Linked DNA regions of Homo sapiens: region 2 is linked to region 1. A link is an interaction called in ENCODE POLR2A ChIA-PET data of the cell type or tissue named here. Cell type or tissue: PC-9. All regions are shown on one strand. Links, peaks and the distances in the headings refer to the core of each region. The heading gives the core; the rest is flanking DNA.

Evidence for each region. Peaks named below come from ENCODE experiments on the same cell type or tissue, not always from the same donor. Only the 100,000 strongest peaks of a DNase experiment are listed, where the experiment ranks them.
Region 2: POLR2A ChIA-PET joins it to region 1 with 9 read pairs; 1 of 35 experiments calls an interaction of 5 or more read pairs at or near these places.

Annotation. Positions count from the first base shown.
Region 1 is chr3:120,194,335-120,199,711 of GRCh38, forward strand. The region is part of intron 3 of GPR156 (G protein-coupled receptor 156); the gene reads right to left. Among named protein-coding and RNA genes, the nearest start is that of GPR156, 88 kb to the right of the region's middle. In PC-9, for the core only: CTCF peaks have their summits at 4,164 and 4,370; DNase peaks (open chromatin) are centred at 1,527 and 2,687; H3K27ac peaks cover 1,064 bases.
Region 2 is chr3:118,476,787-118,482,163 of GRCh38, forward strand. No RefSeq gene overlaps it. Among named protein-coding and RNA genes, the nearest start is that of IGSF11-AS1, 460 kb to the right of the region's middle. RefSeq lists enhancers at 832-951, 2,446-2,495, 3,300-3,917. In PC-9, for the core only: no CTCF peak of the experiment used is centred there; a DNase peak (open chromatin) is centred at 2,125; H3K4me3 peaks cover 581 bases; H3K27ac peaks cover 1,834 bases.

The sequences.
Region 1 (5,377 bases), core at 629-4,628:
GGCAAAGCACCTAGGAGGCACTAAACAGTTTGGCAGTGCTGGATTTGCAAGCATCATAACCGCCAGGAGCACGGCTTAGTTACTTTGTGTCTGACATTGTAATACATCCATACACACAAGAACACCAAACCACTGTCCCAGGCCCCAGGTACTGTCAGCATAGGCCAGTGAATCCAGTTGAGCTTAGCCTTGTTTTGGAGGGAAGATTTTTTTCTTTTTCTAAAAGTGAGAGCAACTTTCATGCACACCCTTTTCTAAAATGAGAATAATAATTATGCGATCTACCTTCAAAGAGTTGTAAGGATTTAATAAGGCAATATGGCAAAATGCTTGGCACATGGCCTGGCACATAGTAGGCATGTTGCCAACATCAGCTGCTTATATTATAATCTCACTGTCCACCTCTTCCAGGTTTTAGAAACCTAGGAATCACCTTTTCCTTCTTCTGTTTCTTTATCAGAAACACCCAATCAATTGCCAAGTTTCTTTCATTTCTTCTTCTTTTTTTAATTTTTTTGAGACAGAGTCTTGCTCTGTCACCCAGGCTGAAGTGCAATGGCATGATCTTGGCTCACCACAACCTCTGCCTCCCTGGTTCAAGTGATTCTCCTGCCTCAGCCTCCCGAGTAGCTGGGATTACAGGTGCCCGCCACCATGCCCAGCTAATTTTTGTGTTTTTAGTAGAGACAGGTTTCACCATGTTGGCCAGGCTGGTCTCGCACTCCTGACCTCAAATGATCTGCCTGCCTCGGTCTCCCAAGGTGCTGGGATTACAGGTGTGAGCCACTGTGCCCGGCCTCTTTCACTTCTTATTTCAAAGTCTCTGAGTTTTCTCTCACTCTCCATCCTTTTTTTTTTTTGAGACAGAGTCTCTCTCTGTTGCTCAGGTTGGAGTGTAGTGGTATGATCTTGGCTCACTGCAACCTCTGCCTCCTAGGTTCAAGCAATTCTTCTGCTTCAGCCCCGAGCAGCTGGGATTACAGGTGCCCACCACCACGCCAGGCTGATTTTTGTATTTTTAGTAGAGAGAGGCTTTTGCCATGATGGCCAGGCTGGTCTCAAACTCCTGACCTCAAGTGATCTGCCTGCCTCAGCCTCCCAAATTTCACTCTCCATTTTTTTTTTTTTTTTGAGACAGTGTCTTGTTCTATTGTGCAGGATGGAGTGCAGTGGGGCAATCTCGGCTCACTGCAACCTCCACCTCCTAGGTTCAAGTGATTCTCATGCCTCAGTCTCCCCAGTAGCTGGGTTTACAGGCACGCACCACCACACCCATCTAATTTTTGCATTTTTAGTAGAGATGGGGTTTCACCATGTTGGCCAGGCTGGTCTCGAACTCCTGACCTCAGGTGATCCGCCCACCTCGGCCTCCCACAGTGTTGGGATAACCGGTGTGAGCCACCGCGCTTGGCCTCTCCATTCTTGATACCATGTTTATCCAGGATACAATCATGTTAGGAGCAATGGAACTGGGGTTGAGGGTAACAGGTGGGAACACCAGCTCTGCCACTCACAGCTGACTAAGCCTGTCTGACCAGGAAACAGGCTCCTATTTCCTCATCTGGAAAATGAAAATAACATCATCTTTTGTATCTACCCCACAGGTTATTGCAAAGATGAGATGATGTATGTGCCAAAACTGTTTGCAAACTTTAAGATGATGCAAAAATATTACTTTTTAGATTTTTGATGTAACCTTCAGCTCTCAGTAAACACCAATTTTTTCCTGTTCTAGTACATTCTGTACATTACATTCAGATTTATTAATCTTCACATGCCACATTTATATTTAGCAAAAGAGCTACATGTATAAACAACAAGCTTCTGTGGTTTACCTTAAGTCTCCTGTATCCAAATTTAAGATCTAGCCCTATCATATGATCCACTTATTCATTCAGGTCTGCCTCCTCAGCCTCCATGTCTTCAGATTGTGGACTTATGGAGAGTGATTTTCCTTAATTTCTTTATCTCTCCACAAAAGAAGGGGAATATGTGGTGAATATTAACTACAGAAGTAAGAACAGTGCTAACCAGCAGCTTCACAAAGCATTTTTTGAAGAAAGGTACTACATTAGAGAGACCAGTGCTGACACTGATTCAGAGCAGAGAGTACTGCTGACCTGGCACCGGCTGCACAGGGCAGTCAGAAGTTTGAGCAATGGCACAAGCAGTGGGACTCCTGCAAGACCCATAACCCAGGCCATTCCTCCCCATGGCCATTCTCACATTCCTGCACATAAGCCATGACTATCTGATGGTGACCTCGTCACCAAGCAACTGCCTGGATTTCACAGCCACATGTCTGTTTGGTCCAGATCACTGATCGGTACGTTTCTCTCATAATTTTTCTTTGGACCCACTTTATTTGAGTACCACTATACAATCAGTTTTCCTTTGAGTGATACAGTACTACATGAAATCCTGATTGAGGATTCCTTCTCTTTCTGATTTAGTTAAGAGGAACTCAATTTAGTTATTTTCCAGAAAATATACATTGAATAGTTTTCACCTCTCAGACAGTGGTGCTAATTCATTATTCAAATAGACATACTATGGACTTATATATGTATATTGTGATATTTTTCCCGAGCAATCTTACTGAAAACTTGCCTCAGGGAACAAAAGATGAATACAAGATGATTTCCCTTTTTTGTTTGGCCAAGTTAACACCTGTGAAGTCACTGAAAGGTGAATCATCTCCAATTCAGCAGGTGAATTATGTATGTCTGGGGAATGTCTTTGCCACGTTGGTAGGAATTCAGTCACCAATGTCATTTATATTTTTCTATTGAGCTAAAAGATGAAGCCTACATAGCTGAATATTTTAATCAGCCACAAACACATAATTTCCACAAAGCAAATAGATTTCAATATTGTATATTTAATTATAGATAGCCAGTACTATCTAGGTTACTTGTCTTCCATTTATGAAGAGTAAAAAGCCTGAATTGGGTTACTGTCAGTCAGAAACAAGGTGAATTTTTTTTTTAAAGGATTATATAGCTTTCTCATTATCTCTTCCTCTTCATTTATTGAGTGGAAATGTAAGACAAGAACTTGCTTGATTTTTCTATCCTCAAGTGAGGTTTCAATACATATAGATAAATATTGAACTACATCTGCAAAACCTGTATAATTCTGCATTATCATTTCAATAGTCTCTAATGAATTCAGATGCTTAAGCCACATCCACCAGCTCAATGGTATGATGTTGCAAAAACTTTATCAAATGTTAATTTCTCAACTTGGCAGTTTATTTTATTTGAAGTTACTGAGTCTGAAAACATGGCCAGAGAATGGAGCACAAGGTACTTGTTGGCATGCTGTGACTAACAGAAAACTTATCCTAAGATGTCACAAGACCATGCTCTCTAAAATGCTATAAAAATTGATGTAAATGGTATCACTGAGCTTTAACCTATCCAAAACCAAATATGAATGTCTTTCCAAAATGCTTTTTAATAAAACAATTAAAATTTAAATTGTGAAAATTTATCTGATTTCTTTATCAACTTACTGTTTTTGATCCATGCTACAATGGGATTGTAAATCTAACTCAAATAAAACTCCAAATACCTTTATCATAATGTTATCTGATGTGTTTCAGCAAATTTGATCTTTTAATATCTTGCTTATTTCTAATGTATACACTAATCTGCACCCAATTAAAATTCTGCACACCTCAAGCTAATATTAGTGTGACCTCTAACTATTTGTATTTAAAGTATCCATCATAAGGCCTGACCCCGTTCCCTACTCTCGTGCCTGGGCCACCATCCTCGTAGAACATCCTAGGAGATTTCATTAGCTTTTCAGCCTCCAGAGTTCTAAATTATTCAATCATAATGATTTCACTTTATTCCTCTTCAGACACCCATCCCCAGGTTACACTCTGGGTCTTAGGGTCACTCAGAATGGTTCCCCTTCAGGAATTGTAAACACCAATATCCCAACACCAATTTGACTACAATCTGTTCAAAATTTAACTCCAAGTCTCCCTCTCAATTGCTCACCTTCTTCCCCATTTCAGATAATGGCAACTCCACCTTTCAATTTGCCTGGACCAAAAACCTTGGAGTCATCCTGACTCTTGCTCACTACCCACATCCAATCTGTCATAAATCTTGTTGGCTCTATCCTCGAAATACATCCAGAATCTAACTCCTTCTCACCACCTCTGCTGCCACCACCTGATCAAAGTCTTACTTTGCATTTCTTATTTGGATTATTGCAATAGCCTCCTAACTGGTCTCCCTGCTTCTACCCTGGCACTTCCCTCAAGTCTATTTTCAACATAGCAGCTAGAGTAATCCATTAAAGAGACATAAGATCACATCACTTCTGTGCTCAAAACCCCACAATGACTCTCTATTTCCCAGAGGGAAAGCCAGTCTTTACCAGAGTCTACAAAGCCTACACACTCGATCCCTGTTGTTTCTTGACCTCATTTCTTACATCTTCTCCAGGCCCACTCCACTCCAGCCACACAGCCTCCTTGCTTTTCCTTGAAAACACCAGGCACTCACACACTGCGAGGCTTTGAAGTGGCTGTTCTCTCTGCCTGGAATATTTCAATACATGTATCTGCATAGCTCATCCTCTTTCTCTCCTGATTGTGTGTTCATATGTTACCTTCTCAACCAGAGCTATGATGACAACCCTATTTAAAATTATACCCTATCCTCGGAATTCTGAATTCTTATTCTGCTCTATTCTCTTCCCCTGCCCCCATCCAACCATAGTACTTATTACCTTTTAACATATTACATAATTTACTTGTTTATTATTATGATTTTATTTATTGTTTTCTCCTCCCAATAGCATTGTGCATGATGTACTCTCAGAACTAGAACACTACCTGGACACTGAAGGCACTCAATAAACATCTGAGGAATAAATGAGTGAGCATCCTATCCTCCAGCCCTCTCATGTGCTTACTCCTGCCACATTTGTACATTGACAGCCTATAGACCTCCAGTCACTTGGTTCTTTTGCTTCCTCATAGTTTATCAGTCTCTCTTACTGTCTCTACCTAATTTCAGATCCCTGGTTGGTCATCTGAACTGTTCTCTCAATAACATCCTATTCCCTTTTCAAACAAGCCCTTCTGCAGCATCTGCCCAATAAAACTCAGATCAGAGCCACAATCCATTGTCTGCTTTTGCATCCGGGCAGCCGAGTGGTGCAGGAGAAAATTAGACAACCTTGCAGATTGTTGCCACCAAAACTGACGTTCTCCAACATCAATCTGCCAAGCTTACTGTGCCATCTATCTTTTTATTTATTCTGAGTTATTTCTTTACATTTTCTTTGTGAGTGACTCACCTCACAGGACTCACAGAAACAAGAGCATGTATCTGTCTGGATGATGCCCTCA
Region 2 (5,377 bases), core at 591-4,590, 1.7 Mb before region 1:
TTTATCCCTAGACTCAGGGAATTCAAGAACTGTGCAAAGAGTCAGCCCTCATGAGTAAAAGTTCTGGCTCTGCAAATAACAAGCTGTGTAACCTTGGGTAATGCAGTCATAAAAAGTGGCGTCTAGACTAGATGAACTCTCTGGTTCCTTCCAACACTAATGGTGTAAATCTTATGACAGAAATCCATATCAATCAGCCAATACACACAATAAGCCCAACATTAAAACCCAAGGGAAGTAGGTGGTTGACTATGTGATCTAATTTCAATTACGGCTACCCAAAAGTTCTTTCACTCTAAGTATGTATTACACTCTATCTTTAGAAATTCATTCTTCCATATTGTGCTTAGGCAAATTCTTAAAAGATGGTAACACATTAAGCTAATCATTAACACTCCTTTATGGATGTGACAATAGACCAACTTCAATTTCATAGTCACTAAAATTCTACCCTTTAAGGACAGTATGTAGAATCAAACTACAAAAAAATGTAGTTTGGTATATAGCAGAAAGAACATAGAACTGAGAAAGAAGAATCTGCTTTCTGCTTACACTTATACCACTAATTATTTCTATGCACACTTATGCCCCTAATTAACTGTGTGTCTTTGAATAGGTCCTTTTTCCCCTCTGATCAACCATGAGTGAAATATGAGGACTGGAATACATCATCTCTTAAGTGTCATGAACACTACTACATGATTCTCTGAATCTTTTTCAGTCCTGATATGGGGAAAGTGAAAGGTAATCTTGAGTTCTCAAGTGAAGGCACTGCCATTCTGTAATTTTGAGAAAGACAGCCACAGCAACTAGGGACAGTGGCAGGAAGCTGATGGAGAACACTGAAATCAGTTTGTTTGTTTTTCTTTAAAGCCAGTTTGAGCCCTTGGGTGAGAGCAGGGACAATAACCAATTACATTACCTTTGTGCTTATGCTGCTCAAAGTGTTTACCACTTAGAATATACTGGCTGTCTCAGGGGGAGAGAAATACACTGGCGTTGTTCCTTAGGACACTCCATGTTGTATTTATATATGATATAAATACAAGTTGTACTTATAAAGTGCTATAAAAGTGCAGAGGGCAGAACCCACTGACCAGACTCCAGAAGCACGTGTAAGGACTGCACTCTGCTGTCCTCTTCCCCTTACCCAACACTGCTCATTTCCCTCCACAAGGAGTGCTGGGACTAGGACCAGCATGGAGAAGCCAGGCTTCCACATGGCCTGGGGGAGGCTTGTGGCACTGGATATAAGCTTCTAGGGCTTCAGGGGTAAGACAGCAGCTCAACTAAGGGGAATCAGATGGCTACCTAAAAGTAACATTGGAGGGAAAAATTTGAGAGGAAGGACAAATGTGTGAGAGTCACAGGGACCCTTTCATGTGAGAAAGGGAAAATGAAACGCAGTCAAATGAAAGCCATTCGATTTGTAGGCAGATGAACTTTTCATTCAAAGAACACTATCATTCCCTTTTTCCTAATGAGATTGGTGTAAACCATGTTTCTAATAAGTAGCTGATGCAAAATTAGGTGTGTTGACTTCTTTACTCCAAATACACAATCTCAAGACAATGGCTGAAATTTCAGGTTTTGATAACTGAAAGAATTATAGAGAACACTCTATCTTTCCCACTGTACCTTTCAGTCTGAGTGAGACACCAGATGGGAACGGATCCCTGGCAGAACCTCCAACAGATCTGCGCACTGAGAGGAATGTGCACTGAGGTGGAGCCTCGTCCCTTCTCTTCCTGGGTGGTACCTGGGATTCAGTCTGGGAGGCAGGAAACTGGCTAGCAGGACTATCACTTTGCTGAGAGTCCCTGTTTCCCTTTTTTCCCTTTTCACCCAATAAATTCCATTTTTCTCATCCTTCAAAGTGTCTGTGAACCTAGTCTCTCATGACCATGTGACAAGAACCTGGCTTTTAGCCGAACTAAGGAGAAAGTCCTACAACATTAGGAAGTCAGCCACTACTTTATTTTTTATTACCCTTTCCAGGAGTAAATACTGCTAACTCACGAGTTATTGTCTCAGAGGTGTTTGAACCAGAGCAACTCCACCTTGAATAGGAGCGGGGTAAAATGAGACTCAGGCCTACTGGGCTGCATTCCCAGGAGGTGAGGCATTCTAAGTCACAGGAGGGCATAGGTCCGCACAAGATACAAGTCACAAAGACCTTGCTGATAAAACTAGTTGTGGTAAAGAAGCCAGCCAAAACCCACCAAAACCAAGGTGGTGATGAAAGCAACTTCTGATTGTCCTCACTGCTCATTGTGCACTAATTATAACGCATTAGCATGCTAAAAGACACTCACACCAGCGCCATAGCAGTTTACAAATGCCATGGCAACATTGGGAAGTTACCTTATATGGTCTAAAAGGAAGAGGAACCCTCTTCAGGGAATTGCCCACCCATTTCCGAAAAAACTCGTGAATAATCCACCCCTTGTTTAGCATGTAATCAAGAAATAACCATGAAAATAGCCAACCAGCAGCCCTCAGGGCTGCTGTGCCTATGGAGTAGCCATTTTTTATTCCTTTACTTTCTTAATAATTTTGCTTTCACTTTACTCTATGGATTCACCTTGAATTATTTCTTGCCCAAGATCCAAGAACCCTCTCTTGGGATCTAGATTGGGACCCCTTTCCAGTAACAATTAGACCAGAAAATATAATTGTGTGAACTCAAGTTTCCTAGGAATTGAATGCAAACCCACAATTTCAAGTAGTCTAGGAAATAGCCATTCAACTAATAATGATAACAGGTTGCTACTGATCTGAGTCGAATAGGGGCTCACCTAAAACAATAGGGGGAAAGAAAAATCTCCCTTTTTAGAAACCTGCCTCATCCTCAGTTACTCTTAAGTGTTCTTTCTCTCTCTCTTCCCCCCTTCCCTCCCTCCCTCTTCCTCTCTCTTCCTCCCACCCCCTTAAAGAAATATTTAGCTTATACTTGTAATGAGCCTTAGGAAGCTCACTGGGGCCTTGCCTAAACATTGCCTGTAATTTAGGGTGAGTTATGTTTCAATTACCTCTATGCTATAGCATACTGGTGAGGGCAGGCATTATGTCATGTCAGGGATACAGGCGAGAGAAAATACGGACGCCCCCGTTACAGGCGGTGATGGAGCAGTTTTAATAATATCGGAAGAAAATGGACCATAAATGCCTTTCCAGCTGTACCATTAATCTGCACATTAGCGATACCACATGCTCTATTTTGGGGAAGGAGGCTGAAGGCAGGAAGGGGTTACAGGTATGGTGGGTACTGGAGTTCGTTTTCTGCCTTTAGAAAAGAGGCAAAAAAAATCCTATAAAAACCATAGAAATGTCTGGGATTTTTCTGTGAGTAATGATCTTACCAAAGATATAAAACACTAACTTTTTAATTTAAAAAAATCTAATTTCTAGTGTTTCCCTGTTTCCTGCAAGAAAGATAACTTACATGTGCTCTCACCCTCCCTCCCATTCCCTCTCTCTCATTTTCTCTGCCTCTTTATTTTCTTGACACAAATAGCAGTCATTGCTCAGAGAATGCGCAGGATTAGGCTGCTTTGTAATTCAAACATTTTATTCAGGTTACCCCTTATGTTCTAAAGAGGAAAATATGTATTGGCTAAATGGCCTTGTTATGGATATTTCCCATTGTGAATAGGAGGGTGGCTCCCCCCACACTAACCTTTCCAAACCATTACTCCATTTTTCACCTACTTCGGAATTTAGCTAATTCTAATTTCCAATTTTTTTTTTCAAATAGGGGAAAATCATATATAGATATTTTTCTTTGGCGTGATTGGTTCTTTTAAAAAGAGGAAGTGGCAAAAATGAGCAGCCACAGCCAGATGATGACCTACACTTTGAGGATTTGTGGTTTGCAGGTGTTGAGCCCCATGAAATAGAGTAAGAAAGATTAGGATGTGGTGGGTTGGTGCATCCAACAGCCCTTTAACTTTGGTTAGTTAAAACAAATACATTCAGTCAGAACTGTCTCTTATTTAATCAAGGAGGAATGTGTTCAGTATCTAAAATAAATAGTATACACGGCTGGTCTAACTTTCCTTGAATCAAAATGACAGTGTAAGCCTAAAATAAAAAGGACAATATGAAACATGACACATGCACAGAAAACTGGAAAATACAGAAAATTTTAAACCAACTGTGGTTGGGAAAGATACATACTAAAGAAAGATAATTGTCCATGTGTGGTTAATAATTATTTTTTTCATGTAGATATAATTTGGACTTACTGGAGAATATTCAAACATTTCACATAAATATAAAAACCACCTCTGTTATTATTTCAGTTATTTCTATATCTTTTAATGATTCTATCTAATGTATGGACAAAACTATCTATTTATTCATTCATTCATTTACTTAACAATTATTCATTGAGTATCTACTATGCAATAAGCACTGTTCTGCTCAATGTAAAATGAAGACATCTAGTGAACATAATACATATGGTGAATATCTTCCTGGAGTTAATAATATTCTATTGGGAGAATTAGACAATAAATCAAATACATGCAGTTTGTGATGCATGCTAGCAAGCAAATGTTATGCCAGAACAACTTTACAAAGTCTTCAGAGAAATCAGAATTATATAGCATATGCCACTCTGCATTGTGCTCTGTTTACTTAAAAGTGGTGAGAATGAGCTTATGTCATTAAATATTCTTGGAAAACGTTTCTAATGGCTGGATAGTCTGTCTTTTTAATAAACCTTAATTTATCAATTTATGAATTCTATCATACAGTCTTTTAATTTGGGGGGTATTTGAATTGTTTCCAATTATTCACATTTGTAAATAATAACAAGGACCATCTATTGTATACATGTTTGCCAACATTTCTCATTAGTTTGAGTAAATAGCTTCTAAGAAGCAGAATCACTACGTTGAAAGGTATGAGCATTTCAAAGGCTCTTGATGCAAATTGATAAATTGTTTTCGAGAAAAGTTACTAACCTATGCTCCCAACCGAATGTCCTCTTGGAAATAGCTAATATTCAAAGCATATTGACTGTGCCCCCAGATCCTGTTCTAAGTTCATTACATGGATTAACTCATTTAACTCTCCCCTATAAAGTAAGTATACTGTATTACTAACCCCATTTATTGCTGAAGATTCTGAGGCACAGAGTAGTTTGTCTAAGACCACACAGTAGTAAATAATAGTGTCAAGATTTGAAGTCAGGCAGACCAGCTCCAGAGTTCTATCTCTAATTGATTAGGCATTGTTGCTTCTGATGCTCTCATCAACATTCTGTATTGTCCTCCTTATTCTTATTATTTTGAAAGTAAATAATGTCATCCTTTTGTTCAACTTTGTTTGTGTACTTAGTAGTAGAATTAAACACTTTGTCACTTTTTCA